2 separate regions of the Homo sapiens genome follow, and region 2 is linked to region 1. The links are chromatin loops, found by intact Hi-C in ENCODE. Cell type or tissue: endothelial cell of umbilical vein. All regions are shown on one strand.

What was found. Hi-C counts contacts between places; a loop is a spot of excess contacts. Peaks named below come from ENCODE experiments on the same cell type or tissue, not always from the same donor. Only the 100,000 strongest peaks of a DNase experiment are listed, where the experiment ranks them.
Region 2: it touches region 1 in a loop (10-fold over the local background); 8 of 110 quality-filtered maps call a loop at or near these places.

What each region holds. Positions count from the first base shown.
Region 1 is chr2:160,207,536-160,215,535 of GRCh38, forward strand. No RefSeq gene overlaps it. Among named protein-coding and RNA genes, the nearest start is that of ITGB6, 11 kb to the left of the region's middle. RefSeq lists enhancers at 2,034-2,123, 2,264-2,333, 2,984-3,033. In endothelial cell of umbilical vein, a CTCF peak has its summit at 3,322 (motif pointing left); DNase peaks (open chromatin) are centred at 706, 2,156 and 3,326; H3K27ac peaks cover 4,062 bases.
Region 2 is chr2:160,153,384-160,161,383 of GRCh38, forward strand. All of the region lies in intron 7 of ITGB6 (integrin subunit beta 6), which reads right to left. Among named protein-coding and RNA genes, the nearest start is that of ITGB6, 43 kb to the right of the region's middle. In endothelial cell of umbilical vein, no CTCF peak of the experiment used is centred here; a DNase peak (open chromatin) is centred at 3,498; H3K27ac peaks cover 1,581 bases.

The DNA of each region.
Region 1 (8,000 bases):
CCCGCAGCTCCCAGATACTCCCAGGCACCTGTGCACACTGGAGCCTAGGTTGAAGCTCTCTCAGTTTCCTGTAAACCCTCCTTTGGTTTCACTTGGGATGCATGTTTATTGTTGCTCATTTTAGTGAGAACTTACCAAGTGCCCGGCATCATTCAATATTGTATTAGGGTAGCCCTATTTTGTTCTCACAAGGCCCCAATAAAATGGGGACTATTCTATTTTCATTTACCAGATAAGGAAACTGAGGCATGGAAAAGTTACACAACTTTCCCTCACTGCTCAGAAAACAGGGCCCTGGAGACAGATCGCTACCCTCCCACCTGAGTTCAGAATCACCCTGCAAACCGCCTCCTGGTAGATAAGAGATGTACAAAGAATCATCAAAAAGATGCCAACAAGAAGTGAAATTCCACGAGGAACTTGAAAAATATGTTCGCCTGTCTATCTCAGGGCTCTGGTTCCAGCTCTAGCTCTGTGTCTAGTGATTTCCTTTTGGGTTTGTTTGTTGCTTATCCTGTAGATCATTGGCTGCCAAAAATGAGACAAAGATGTGGTCCTGGATTGTACCATCTTTCTCTGCTTTAAAGTCAGTACAAATCACTTAAAAACAAAATGAAACAAAACATGTTGCCTGGCCCTTCAGGGGAAGCTGAGCCTGCTGGTCAGGAGCCAGGGCCTGGCATTGAGTCCAGGAGAGCACGACTGTGGGCATTTCCTGTGGTCGGGAGATGACTCAGGATGAACTCCGGCCTCTGAGCCACAGGCAGCCCCGGCACTTCACAGTTACCACCCACACCCCACCCTACTCTGGAGCCTGGCAGTCACACTGCCAGCTACAGGGAGCCTGTCCTGTGAGTTAGGCCTGCTCCAGAGGCCCATGCAGTCAGGGTTCAGAAATTATATTGAAGTCTAAAAGAATTGAACTCTTTCTGTCTTTTAGTTTGTGGAATAAATCCAAAGACGAGATTTTCCAGAAAAATACCATTGGATGTGAATTTATTCTGAATTGACTCTGAGAACTAGACTCGTTAGGCCCCTTTTTCCTATCTGTGAAACAAATAGCAAGACGTCACATGAACAAACACTGATTGCCGAGTGGTTCACTCATTCACAGCTTGCAGAGCTGCTGAGCCTTCTTTTTTCATTTACTCATTTATTGCTTCAGCAGCCGCCTGTGGAGACCCCACAATGGACCAGGCACTGTTCTGAGAGCACAGTGTTGATTAAAACCGACAGGGTCTCTGCCTCATGGAGCTTACATTCCAGTGGGAGAGACAGACAAGAAACACACGAACAAATAAAGATGTCAGATGGTAACAAATGCTGAGAAAAATAAAGGATGGCAAGGGGTCAGAGAGTGGCCAAGGTGGGGTGGCCAGCAAAGCCTCTCTGCTCAGGTGGTGTTTAGGCATAGCCTTGGGGAAAGGAGGGAGGGCATCGCAGGGCTCTCTGGAGGACAAGCAGTCCTGCCTGTGGGAAGAGCAAGTGCAAGGTCCTGGTACGGGATGGTTTGTGGACAAGCAAGGTGGCGAGCGAGGCTGAAGCAGAGTGAGTAGGTGAACTCAAGGAGTCCAGAGGAGATGAGCCAGACAGGCAAAGGGAAGAGGGCAGCTCATGAAGGAGGGGTGGGTTCGGGGGGGCGATGGTCAGGGCTCCAGATTTGTATTCTGAGTGAGAAGGGAAGCTTTTATGGAGTTTTGGTTGGACATGATGTAGCTTATAAGGTGGCAAGTATGCACAGACTATAAGACGATAAGGATGGAAGCTGGGGGGCCTTATTGCAGGCTGTTTCAGCAGAGATTATGACAGCTTGGTCTATGGTGGGAGTAAAGGAGGAAGTGAGAAGTGTTTGGATTCTGGATATATTTCCAAGATAGACATGATTTACAAACAGATTCCTCATAGGGAGGGAGAGAAATCAAGGGATCAACGATGACTCTAGCAGTTATTGAGGCCCTGAATCAATAACCCCACCATCACCACCAGGGTTCTCCAGCTGTTTCAGAGAGAGAATACCATCTGCTCATCAGCAGAGTCATCGGGAGCTCTAATCTGCTCTAACAACTTGGAGGGTCATGAGGAGTCATAACTCTGCAAAAAGCATTCCATGGTAGAACCAGAAAGGTCTGAACTATGCAGGCCAGTGCTGTATGGAGACTGTTTGTATGCTGTGTTAACATTCCTTCAGTCCAGTGGAGGTCTGATTAGCCAGCATCTTCTGTTCTGGAATTCCCCATGACTTTTTGGTTGCAAAAGAAAACCTGGAAAATCCCTGTGGTCCTCTAGTTCTCTCTAGCTGTGCTGATAGACTAATTGGGGTTAGTTTCAGTAACAAAAGTCTCCCCTAACAGAATAAAAAAATACTCCTCTTAAGAAGGCAGAAGAGATGGGTATATTTTCTTTTAAAAACTCCTTGGAAAGTGGAAGGACTTCAAACTTCTTTTGACCTTAAAGATGCAATTTATTCAGCTGCAACAATAGGGAAAGTTCTAATCCTTTAAAAAGCTGGGAGAAATGGTGGCCAGTAATTATTATCTTTTTATTGTTGTTTTTTTAGACAAGGCCTCACTCTATCACTGGGCTAGAGTGCAGTGGCATAATCCTAGCCTCACTACAGCCTTAAACTTTGGGGCTCAAGCGATCCTCCCACCTCAGTCTCCTAAGTAGCTGGGCACATGCCACCATGCCAAACTAATTAAAAAAATTTTTTATAAAGATGGAGGTCTTACTTTGTTGCCCAGGCTGGCCTAAAACTCTAGATCTCAAGTGATCCTCTTGCCTCAGCCAGTGATCATGTTTGAGGCACATCCTTGGGTGGGTCCGTGGAGGATTTATTACTTTTAACTGCCATTTTATGGAATTTTCTGATTGTTTCAGATGCATACTCAGTGAATCCTGTCAGTAAGTTTTCAGGGAATCAAATAGAGTAAAGGATTGGGTATGAGGTGAACACCCTAATCGTTAAAAAGGCTAAACAATAAATTATTCTAACAAGCTAATCAAAATGGCATTAACCTGGTGATGTCTCAAGACTTGGAAGTGGAGAAAGAAGAAAAGCCTTTAAAGCAAATTCAGCTGGCCTCTAATTAAAGACGGTGTGTCAGATTTTTACACCACAACAGACGTAACGAATCTATATATTGTTGGGCATAATTACTTCCAGACAAAAAGCGGCTCCGGTGAGCAGTCAGGTGTGAGGCTTGTTTGGGGAAGTATGAAAACCACCTGCCTGGGCTGCAATCTCTGTTGCGTCCTGACTACTCTGGCTGGAACTTTGCTGCTCCTGAGCCCAGGGCCCTTTCCTGGCACCCCCTAGCGGTTGAGGGTGTAACAACCGAGGCATGATGAAGCGAGAGGCTCACAGTAGTTTCAACATTTATTAAAGGAAGGAAATGAATCATTTTCTTTATATCAAGGAGTTCGATGTTTTAAAGTTTCAATCAAAACACAAATAGGAAAGTTTTTTGATAAAAGACAATTGCTGTTAGTTGCAAATATTGGGGGAGGGGCAAACATTCCCTATGCGTTGATGAAATTAAGTTATCTTGGACACCAATAGAGTAAGGCTCAGCAGCATGGAAAAGGCAGTTGTCAGCCCTGGTCTCAGTCCAGACCTTGGTGGATTGATTATTGGACATTTGTGGCATGGTATAGATTGGTCTTGAAATTGTTTAGGCCCTATTAGGCAACCAAAGATTAGGAAGACAGGATTTAAACGTTAACCAACAGAAGGATTTATTTTTATGAATGTTGCTGGAGGAGGAGCACAGCTTCCTAAAATGTGATCTGAAGTGAGCTGTTAATCCTTGCCCTGATAATGAAATGCTCCTGCAGTTTATTTAATATAGACTATTAAATCTTCCATCAGAAACTCACAATGTGCATTATAACCTATTAAACACTTCAAGAAGCCCCACAGGGAAGAAAATTGTTTACTTTTGTTTAACAATTAAACAAAAAACTATTTTCATTATCCTATGATAATATTGTAGTCAGATTTCTTAGGAAAAGGCGGGTGTGAATTCATGTGTTTACTGCTGCCTTTTTTGTGCATTCTGCAATTCAAAGATCTTTCAAGATGGGTTTTCCAGGAGACGATTCATTTTCCCAGGAAAGCCCAGAGAGGAGGTCCATTTTGATAATAGTTCAGATAAAACACTTGCAATAGTGATGGCTCATTATAAATTTCTGGACTCAGACCCAGCCTTATAACCTAGTATAGTTAACCTAGTGACTATAGCCCAGATACTACAGTTTTATTACTGAATGACGTAGACTGGTTTTCTTTGCGAAATGAATTTCGAATACGGCTATCTATTGTTTTCCTGTATCTTCTGGGCAGAGGATCCCAGTTGCTGCTTGCATCTGCCCTTGGTCTCTTTCTTTTTGGTACAATAGCCTGTCCTCAAGCTGTCATCTGCCTGTCTGTCCATCTACCCATCTTACTTGCAGAAGGTCCAGAAGAGTAGCTCCGTTAAGGAAACAGCATTCTCTTCCTAAGGTAGGAAGCATCTCTTCAGGTGAGAAAGTGTGCAGCATTTTTTCCAAACTTGGATTTTCTGCTGCTTTCTTATGATGCAGGCATCAGGCAAGGTGGGAGCAATCTGAATGAGTTTGGCTCTCTTCTGTTGACACCGTCATTCTTAAAATGACCAGTTTTATCAAGAGTGTGCTTCTTTCATTGTTGCAGTAATCTGAATGAATGTATATGTATATATATGGTCATTTGTCCACCTCCTGGGGTCAAAATAGTATATAAGAGTCACTGCAATTCATTCTGCTTGGTTTTCTAAGGAAAAAGTAAAATATGATGTAGGTGTTTTAAAAATGGAATCCAGTAGCAGATAGGAAACAAAAAGGAGATATATTTGCAATTTGTGAGTCTTTCTCTTTTTTTCCATTTTTCTCAGATAAACAAGGTAGATCTTGTTTGCATGAGCTACATGCAATTACAGTAGTAGTCAGAGTCACAGTTTGAAAAGATCTAAAAACCAAGAAACACTGAGGCATGAAACAAAGTTTAGTTACTACATTGGCTTTACTTAGCTTTGGAATGAGTCAAAATTACAGTTATAATAACATTTTCAGACAACCTTACTCTAAATATGTCACATCATCTCACTTAAAAAAATGATTTAGCCTGTTTCATGGAACATTGCAAGTACGAATTCCTTGTTCCTGATAACAGCCCTAAAACAATAATAGCGAACAATGTCTCTTATAATATGCCAAACACTGTTATAAATCTTTATCACAATGTGAGGTGAGGTACTGATATTTTCCCCATTTAAATAATAATATGTAATTTAATATTTTAGAAGAGTTTTAGATTAGTACAATTTCTATATATCCCATAGCCAGCCGTCCCTATTATTAATATCTTATGTGAGTATGGTACATTTGTTACAATTTTTTTTTGAGACAGAGTCTCACTCTGTCGCCCAGGCTGGAGTGCCGTCTTGGCTCACTGCAACCTCTGCCTCCTGGATTCAAGTGATTCTCCTGCCTCAGCCTCCCGAGTAGCTGGGATTACAGGCATGTGCCACCACACCTGGCTAATTTTTGTATTTTTAGTAGGGGCGGGGTTTCACCATATTGGCAAGGCTGGTCTCGAACTTCTGACCTCAGGTGATCTGCCTGCCTTGGCCTCCCAGAGTGCTGGGATTACAGGTGAGAGTCACCGCACCTAGCCCATTTGTTACAATTAATAAACAAATATTAATACATTATTATTATCTAAAGTCCATACTTTTTTTCAGACTTCCTTAGTTTTTACCAAATGTCTTTTTTTCTGCTCAAGGCTCCTCTTGAATTCTCCCCATTTTACAGAAGAAAAAGAAAATGACTCAGGTTAAATAACTTGGTCGCAGTCTCATAGGCACTAAGCGGAAAAGTTGGCCTCAAATCCAGGCAGTCTGATGGTAGGCAGGTGGTTAACCTTAATACTAAACTATCGTTACCTTAATAGTGTTATTCAACTTGAATGACTGATTTGTCCAGGCAGCAGAGCAGCAGGGTAGTGTGCACACCTTACCCAGGGGGCTCCGCTGGTAGTCAGGGACTGGCCAGAGTCACATGGGCAGTTTTCAGTACTAGAACTAGAACAACAGCTCCGATTCTCAGAGCGTTGGGTGGCCTAAAACAACATAAATCAATTTTCTGACACACGGTTCAGGGAACCAGAAGCCTGAAAGCAAGCTGTCTGGAGGCTCTGAGGGAGAAGGGGTTCCCTCCCCCTCCCTAGCTTCCGGGGGCTGCCGGCACTTATTGGCATCCCTAGACTCGTAGATGCATCATTTCGATGCCTCGTCTTCACATCTTCTCCTCTGGCGTTCTCCTTCTCTGTGTCTTTTCCTCTTCTTATAAGGACACTTGTCTTCGGATTTAGGACCTACCCAAAAAATCTGGGATTATCTCATCTCAAGATCCTTTACTTAATTACATCTACAAAGACGCTTCTTCAAATAAGATTCCATCCACAGGTTCTGGGAAGGTGAACCTATATTTTGGATGCAGTCGTCATTCAATCCACTACAGGGGCTAGAAGTGCTCAAAGGGTTGTTGTGAGGATAAAATTAAATAGAATTACATGTGGTACTTGCAACAGTAGGCATGTTTTTTAAAATGACAGCCATTTTTATGATTACTCTTTTCTACAATATGAGTCCTCCTGATGCAAAAGTTTCCAAAATGCAATAAATTCGTTCATCCATGCCCAGTTTATACGACTATTATTCATTTTAATAATTGCTTTATATTACAGTTTGTAGTTTCTAAGTTTCTAACACTTGGTCCTGCCAGGAACTTCACAAGGCTGTGTGAATTCAGCCTCTTTTTTCCCTTTTCTTGGTGGCCTAGGTAGTGGTGAGCTGGGGGGCACCTTCGGTCCACACTTTCAGCTAACAACACTTGTCAGAAACACACACTGACATATGATCTTCTCATGAAGCCAGGGTCTTGATGAATGAATCCCTTGTCTGTTGCGGATGTGGGTAGACTTGCCACAGAAAAGCAGCTGGACAGCTTCAGCTGTTGCTCAGCTCTGTGGTCACCCTCTGTGGTTGCTGGGTGCTGCATGCTCCTTTTCTGCTCCAGATCTTTATTGAAGGGACAGAATTCCATCTTGGGGCTGAGCATGGACCCCCACCCACCCCACGGTGCATTACTGCTCCATCCCTTGCCTGGGCTGTGTTCTGCAGTCACGCCTGGCAGTACAGGACTCTGAGCTGGCTTCAGTGAATTCCTTCTGCATTTGTCACAGAGTGTCCAAATGTTAGAGCAGGAAGGGTGAGCCAAGTCCAACCCACTCATTGTCTCTCCATTCCCTTCTTCACACCGTTGTTGAGTAGATGCACTGAGCATCCACTTTAGTAAGGCATGATGCCAGGAGCCACTTATGGTGGCCAGCAAGCACCATGGGCAAGCAGTGGGGCACCCCACACCTCCTGAGGAGCTGTCCGTGTGGTTTCCAGTGAGTGTTGATGGTTTATGTGTTACCTAGAAAAAAACCTTTAATACACCCATTTTAAAGACCTGGGTTTATCTGCTGATAGAACTTGAGGAGTCTTTGATTTTGGAAGGGGGAAAAAATTGCATCTTCATTTGCAGTAAGCCCAGAGTGAAATTAAACATTTTCTTCCGTTACAAATGTAGACAACAAACCACTGTAATATTAGCAGTACTTGGAACTCTCACCAACAGGAATTACACATATTTTTCACATCACTTTACAGTTGTTGCAGATATCTCAAAATGTTGTCAACGCTTAGCACTGTGTCAAAATCACAGTGTTCATTAGCTCTGCCAGTGACCTTTTTATTTAAAGTGTTAATAAAGAGGTACATGTGTTACTATAATGTAAATTTGTTTTTCAATAATTTGATAACCATGTTTCAGTCTAATTGGCTTTCTTTCTAATTGTATGTAGTTTATTTTAGGAATTTTAAAACATTATTTTTTTCTGAAAAGGGATTCATAGCCTGCATTAGACTGCCAGAAAA
Region 2 (8,000 bases), 54 kb before region 1:
TATGTAGAAAGCTGAAATTGGATCCCTTCCTTACACCTTATACAAAAATTAATTCAAGATAGATTAAAGACTTAAATATTAAACCTAAAACCATAAAAACCCTAGAAGAAAACCTAGGCAATACCATTCAGGACATAGGCATGGGCAAGGACTTCATGACTAAAACACCAAAAGCAATGGCAACAAAAGCCAAAACTGACAAATGGGATCTAATTAAACTAAAGAGCTTCTGCACAGTAAAAGAAACTACCATCAGAGTGAACAGGCAACCTACAGAATGGGAGAAAATTTTTGCAACCTACTCATCTGACAAAGGGCTAATATCCAGAATCTACAAAGAACTCAAACAAATTTACAAGAAAAAAAAACCCATCAACAAGTGGACAAAGGATATGAACAGACACTTCTCAAAAGAAGACATTTATGCAGCCAACAGACACATGAAAAATCGCTCGTCATCACTGGCCATCAGAGAAATGCAAATCAAAACCACAATGAGATACCATCTCACACTAATTAGAATGGTGATCATTAAAAAATCAGGAAACAACAGATGCTGGAGAGGATGTGGAGAAATATGAACACTTTTACACCGTTGGTGGGAGTGTAAATTAGTTAAACCATTGTGGAAGACAGTGTGGTGATTCCCCAAGGATCTAGAACTAGAAGTGCCATTTGACCTAGCAATCCCATTACTGGGTATATACCCAAAGGATTAGAAATCATGCTGCTATAAAGACACATGCACATGTATGTTTATTGTGGCACTATTCACAATAGCAAAGACTTGGACCCAAGCCAAATGTCCATCAATGATAGACTGGATTAAGAAAATGTGGCACATATACACCATGGAATACTATGCAGCCATAAAAAAGGATGAGTTCATGTCCTTTTTAGGGACATGGATGAAGCTGGAACCCATCATTCTCAGCAAACTATCACAAGGACAGAAAACCAAACACTGAATGTTATCACTCATAGGTGGGAATTGAACAATGAGAACTCTTGGACCCAGGAAGGGGAACATCACACAGCAGGGCCTGTTATGGGGTGGGGGGCTGGGGGAGGGATAGCATTAGGAGAAATACCTAATGTAAATGATGAGTTGATGGGTGCAGCACACCAACATGGCACATGTATACCTATGTATCAAACCTGCACTTTGTGCTTATGTACCCTAGAACTTAAAGTATAAAAAGAAAGAGTTGAACACTTATGTCCACACAAAAACGTGTACATAGATGTTTATACCTGCTTTATTCATAATTGGCAAAAGCCAGAAGCAACCAAGATGTCCTTTAGTAGGTGAATAGTTTAAAAAAAAAAAGGCTGTGGTACATTCATCAAATGAAACATGATTCAGAGCTAGAAAGAAATGAGTTATCAAGCTATGAGAAGACGGAGAAAGTTTAAATGCATATTATTAAGTGAAAGAAGCCAATCTGAAAAGGCTACATATGGCAGTTGGTATGGTTTGGATTTGGGTCTCCGCCCAAATCTCATGTTGAATTGTAATCCCCAATGTTGGAGAAGGGGCCTGGTTGGAGGTGAATGGATCATGGGGTGAAGTTTCCCCTTGCTGTTTTCGTGATAGTGAGTGAGGTCTCATGAGATCTGGTTGTTTAAAAGCATGTAGCACAAACCCCTTCTCTCTTCCTCCTTCTCCGCGCCTGCTTTTCCTTCATGTTCTTCCATGACTGTAAGTTTCTCAAGGCCTCCACAGCCATGCTTCCTGTACAGCCTGCAGAACTCTGAGTCAATTAAACCTCTTTTCTTTATAAATTACCCAGTCCCAGGTAGTTCTCTATAGCAATGTGAGAACAGACTAATACAGTAGTATTTTGACCATGTGGCATTCTGGAAAAGGCAAAACTGTGGAGCCAGTAAAAAGATGAGTGGTTGCCAGAGGTTGGGGGCCAGTAAGAGAGGGAGGAATAGGCAGAACACAGAGAAGTTTTAAAGCAGTGAAACTACTCTGTACGATACTACAAAGGTGGATACATAATAATTGTACATAACTCATAAAGTGTACAACACCAAGAGTGAACCCTAATGTAAACTCTGGACTTTGGGTGATAATGATGTATCAATGTAGGTTCATCATTTATGACACATGTACTACCGTGGTGGGAGATGATGATAATGGGGAAGGCTATACATTTATGGAGAGAGTAGGTATATGGGAAATCTCTCTATACCCTCTACTCAATTTGCTGTGAACCTAAAACTGCTTGAAAAATTTGTTTTTAAAAATTAAGAATTTTATTCTCAAAAGATGCCTTTAAGAGTATGAGAAGGAGGCACTCAGTGGGAGGAAAATATCTGTAGTACAAGCATGTAACCAAGGACATGGTGCCAGAATATCTAAACGATTCTACATATCAACAAGAAGAAGACATCTTAATCAAAATGGATATGCAAGTGGCAAATAAGTATGTGAAGTGTTCAACATCAGGAATCTCTAGAGAAATATACATTAAAACCACAATGAGATGCCACTGTGCACTCACTTCACTAGAATGGCTAAAATTACAAAACTGACAATGCTCTCATACACTTGTAGTAGAAGTGTAAATTGGTACAACTATTTTGGAAAACTAGTTAGCAGTATCTACTAAAGCTGAACATAAGCACACTCTGTGATCTAGCAATTCTACTCCTATAGAAATGGGCCAACAGAATGTATGACTATTCCAAGACAAATGCATAGAGAAGGATTCATCATTGTTGTCATCAAGGGGATGCTTCCGGGTAATCAAGATGCCACTTAAATTGCAGAAAGTGCAGGTAATTCTGAAAGGGGCTCAGTTCTGTTGGGTATTTGACCACAAGGAGTCATCAGCTCCTCATGGATTCCTCTACCCGAGGACAAAGCCAAGGGAGGTGTAGACCCAGCAGACTCCTTGGCTCTCACAGGAATCTCATCTGCCTCTTTCTATGCCTCTCCCCTTCCTCAGGAGCTGCAGTTGCCAACTCAGGGGCCTTACAACAGGATTGAGAGGTCCTCACAAGCCTCTTGACATCCCCAAGCACCTCCTGCATCCTCTGAAACCCAAGGCTCTCGAAGAGACCTTGTTATAGCCTCGGGATAGTGGCAGGAATGCATGGGGGAGTGGACCACATTGCTTTTTATCTACTCAGGGTTAGTGGGCTCAGGGAACCCTCAGTTCAGACAAAGCTAAAGGTACCCAAAACCTGCCTCCTACCACCACCAGGAAAAGAATAGCTAGAGCTAACCGTTAGACCTCACAGTTGTTCCCTTTCATTGTTCACAGAAGTTCTATTATTTAGGTACCATCATTATTCCTGTTTTATGGCCATGATCCTGAGGCTCAGAAAGTGTAGTTAACTTTCCTGATGTCATCCAGCCAGGAAGTAGTAGGGCTGAACCCATACACTCATATCCTCTTTCCTTATATTCTCTTTCTAGAGCCAGATTTCTTAACCACATCACTTCTGTTAGGTGCCTGGCAATGGCTATCTTCGACTTGTGATGTCATTCTTGACCTCCAAGGGAGGTTAATGAGTAAGCCTGACTGGGTATGTTCATTTCCTTGGGTTGCCGAAGTCCCACAAACTGGGTGGCTTGCAACAACAGAAATTGTTCTGTTCTGGAGGCTGGAAGTCTGAGCTCCATGCCCACCTCTTTATAGCTTCTGGCAGCAATCCTTGGAGCTCCTTGGCTTGTAGATGCAGCTCTCCAGTCTCTGCGTCCATTGTCACATGATGTTCTCCCTCAAGTGGCGGTGTCTCTGTGTCTCTTCATATAAGGACACCAGTGGTATTCAATTAAGGGTCTGTCCTACTCCAGTATGACCTCCTATTAGGTTAACTTATTATTTCCACAATGACCCTGTTTCCAAATAAGGTCACATTCTGTGGTACTGGGCATTAGATCTTTAACATATTTTTTAAAGGAAGAGGGGGACATGATTCAAACCATAACACTGCACTAGGGTTCTTTTGATTTCTTTAACCTAAAGCCTTAGTTTTAACTGGACAGGTAAGTACCTTGCCCAGTCACAGATGTAATACATGGTAGAAATAGGTGTTGACTGTATAGCCACGGTTCACTCTTCTCCACCAGGCCTCTGCCAGAGAAACTAGTGCAAATGCCAGCAGCAAGTGAGGGTGGGAATCTTATTAGAAATTTAAGATAATAATGCTGTATATATACACATGCCTATGTCTATATATGAACTTACAGATTATAGAACACTTATTATAAGGATTTAGAGATTATAGAGCACTTTTCTACCCAGAGCAAAAAGAAAAGGAGAAAAAGCGTTGTGGCTGTAATGACTTTCAAAGTCAAAGGCTACATTTTGAAAGAAATGTAGGAAGTAGCAAAAGCACAGAGGCAAAAAAAAAAAAAAAAAAAAAATCCTAGGGGAATGTATTGTGCTATTTATCTGGTCAAAGAAAAACAGCTCTTTGCTGGCAAAACCTCGCTTTTATGGAGCCATGTGCTTCTTCCAGAGCTAGGGGCGGACTGGGTTTGCTGAAATGAGTCCTTCTTCAGAAGGCTTTCTTCCCGTGAGGTCTTTCATTCTTGTGGGGTTTTATTCTGCTGGTTCTCACGTTCATTATCAGTAAATGCAGGGCTTCCAGTATTATGCAAAAGTTTACCCCCAGGCTCAACTGTGTTACTAGGACACCCAAGATTCCAAAAAGAACATGTAATTGTTCCTGGCACAAGGGTAGCATGAATGTCTGTCTCTGGGTTGCATGATATCTGCTTTGCCTTCAGGCTTTCGATTGTCAGCATTCCATAGGCAGGCAGGTAGTGATGGGAGTGTGCTAATTAGATCAGGTGCTTGATCTTGAAGTCTGCCCCAGCAATGACTAGGTTGTCGGCATCGGAACTTTTGAGCACTACCTGTCTTTCTCCCAGTCTGCCCAGAATGTAATTATCTTGTCAGCCAAGAAGCTGGAGCACACAGCTGAGCGAGTGCTCGGCAGCAGTAACAGAGTGATAAGGGAAGACAAATGGATCCACCGTGCATGACTGTTCTGAGACAAACAAATGCACAGAGAGGCACTGGAGAATGGAGACTTAGAGAACAAAGAGGCTACATTGAGTATTTTGTTCCTAAGGATACTTCAGATCTTCTCTTAATAAGATTACCTTGCCTTTGGAGAGGAATTGCAGACCTTTGCTGACTAATTCAAGTCCCAAAGCTTTAGAAAGCTCTTTTAAAATAGGAAGTGATGTGGGGTTCAGTAGCAGCCTATGTGCTTTGCAGGCCAAACGGCAGGTAATAAAACTTTGAAGGATGACTAGTAGGAAGAAAATGAAGGGGACGAGAAAATAGCAAGTAGGTGTATGTGCAAGGACTGCAAAAGAGGCTTCAGCTCTTGATATTCGAAGTGTGATTTGTGGACTGACAGCAGCAACATCATCTGGAAACTTGTTAGAAATGCAGATTCTTGGCTGGGCACGGTGGCTCATGCCTGTAATCCCAGCACTTTGGGAGGCTGAGGGGGGTGGATCATGAAGTCAGGAGATCGAGGCCATCCTGGCCAATATGGTGAAACCCCGTCTCTAATAAAAATACAAAAATTAACTGGGTGTGGTGGTGTGCGCCTGTAGTCCCCACTACTCAGGAGGCTGAGGCAGGAGACTCGCTTGAAGCCAGGAGGCAGAGATTGCAGTGAGCTGAGATCGCACCACTACACTCCAGCCTGGGCAATAGAGTGAGACTCCATCTCAAAAAAAAAAAAAAAGAAATGCAGACTCTCAGGCCCCAGCCCAGACCTCTTGAATGACAGTCTGCATTTTAAGAGGTCCCTGTCCCCCAGGTTGATTGGATACACCAGTTAAAAAAGAAAATAAAAAGAAAAAAACCACTGGTGTCTGGGTCTCAGCCCCAGAGATACTAACTCAATTGGATCAGGGTGTAGCCTACACATTGGGTTTGTTAGTAAAGCTCCCTACCTGATTCTAATGAGCACCTAAGTTTGAGAACTGCTGGTGTAGAACAGTCTATCAGAGGGCTTGTAGTGATTTGGAAAATAAAGGCATTAGGTTTTTAAATCTATATACCCACAGTTTATCCAGGGTTTTCAGCCTGTCATATACCTGTGACATCTATACCCAGCAACAAAAGTATTTTTGGATGCCTGCTACCCATAGAATAGCACCCTGCTTACTTCCCACTGCCTTCAAGATTGAAGGGTCTGGTTTCTGCCTACCTCTCCCGCTCCATCTCCTTCTACCCCTACTCACTCCAGGCCAACTGGCCTTTTTTCCTTTTCTCAAGCACACTGGGAACTGAGTCCTTTGCTGCCTCAGGGCCTTTGCACACGCCTTTGCCTCTTGAAAACTCCTCAGCCTTCAGCTCGCTTCCTCATTATCACTTCTGGAAAGGCACCTTCCATGAAAATTCTATCCAAGGAAAGTCTCACTTTCTCCCCCTTAATTATGGTCCATGGCTGCACACTATTCTTTTCCATTTCTTCGATAACACTATTAAAAGTTGTAATTGGTTGTTTTTTCATTAATTGTTTCTCGTCTATTTCCCCCTACTAGATTACAAGTCCATGAGGACAAAACAGTGTCTTTTTTTATTCTCCTCTATACTCCTAGGGCCTAGTCCAGTGCTTGACACACGGAAAACACATAAATATTTGTAGAATGAATGAACGAAGGCAGGGATTGGCTATGTCCCACGGGCCATATTTGGCCTGTTGCTTGTTTTTGTAAATAACTATGCTCATTTATTTATGTATTGTCCATGGCCGCTTTCATGCTACAATGAGAGTTGAATAATCATGACAGAAACCATGTGGCCACAATGCCTAACTTACTATTTGACCCTTTGTAGATAGGCGGCCAGATAAAATACAGAATGCTCAGATAAATTGGAAAGCAGAGAAACAATGAAAAATTTTTAGTGTACATGTGGTCCAAATATTGCATGGGACATATTTATACTAATAATTATTTGTTGCTTACTTGACATTCGAATTTAACTGGATCTCCTGGATTTTTATGTGCTGAATCTGAAAACTCTATAGAAAAAAGTGTGCCAACCCTTGAATTTATAAATAATTACCTCAACTGTTCAAGCTCAACAAATAATGATTCCAAAATTTTCTGTTTATTTTCTGAAGATTCAATAATGCCAAGACAACAAAATGTTAAACTATGTTATCATTAATACTAGTCCCTTGGTAGGATATTTGGGGCTTTTCTGGATAATCAGACATAAAATGAAAATAGAAAATACTCTTAAACTCTTCTTATGTCCCGGGGGTTGTCAGTTTCACTTGTCCTTTTGTGCCTTGATGCCATATGTGATTATTTCAAAGGCTATGACACGTGGAAAATGCTTGGTTGCTGTTAGACTCCTGCATAGTGATACAAGCTGGGTGAGCTCCCTTCAAACTTACAGTCCGGGCCAGCCTCACAGACACCACATAGAGTGGCCAACTGCAACCATAGGAAAGGCTTTAGGGGATACATGGGTAACTGAATTATGCAGGAGTGCCCTTGTGCTGTGAGACCCAGAGAAAGCGGAGAAGGGTAATTACACAGCTTTGAGCAGTTAGCAGCTCAGAGAGGAGTTTTGTTCACAGATGTCAAAGTCTTCACCAAAGGGGCAATTTCAGGCATAAGAAAATGAATACTGGAAATAATTTGTTGGTCCTATTAATATAAAAAAGTAACTAAGTATTATGTGAATATGTAAAAGTAACCCAGGAGGTAAAAATGCAGTACTTGCTCAGGTTTTGGGCTGCTGGTGGGAAAGGACAAGTTTGCTTTTATTTTAAAGTAGACACCTATAAGTATGGCAACTATAGGCTCAGAATTTTGTAGGATGATCTTGATTTCATATAGTTACTCTCATCAATAAAAATTTTGATGTATAACTACATGCAATTTAATTTGTATGCCTTTATAAGATTATACATGTATAAACATTCAAAAAGTTTGAACATACTTAATTGTACGATTAAGGCATGACGTCGACTCACTGCAACCTCCGCCTCCC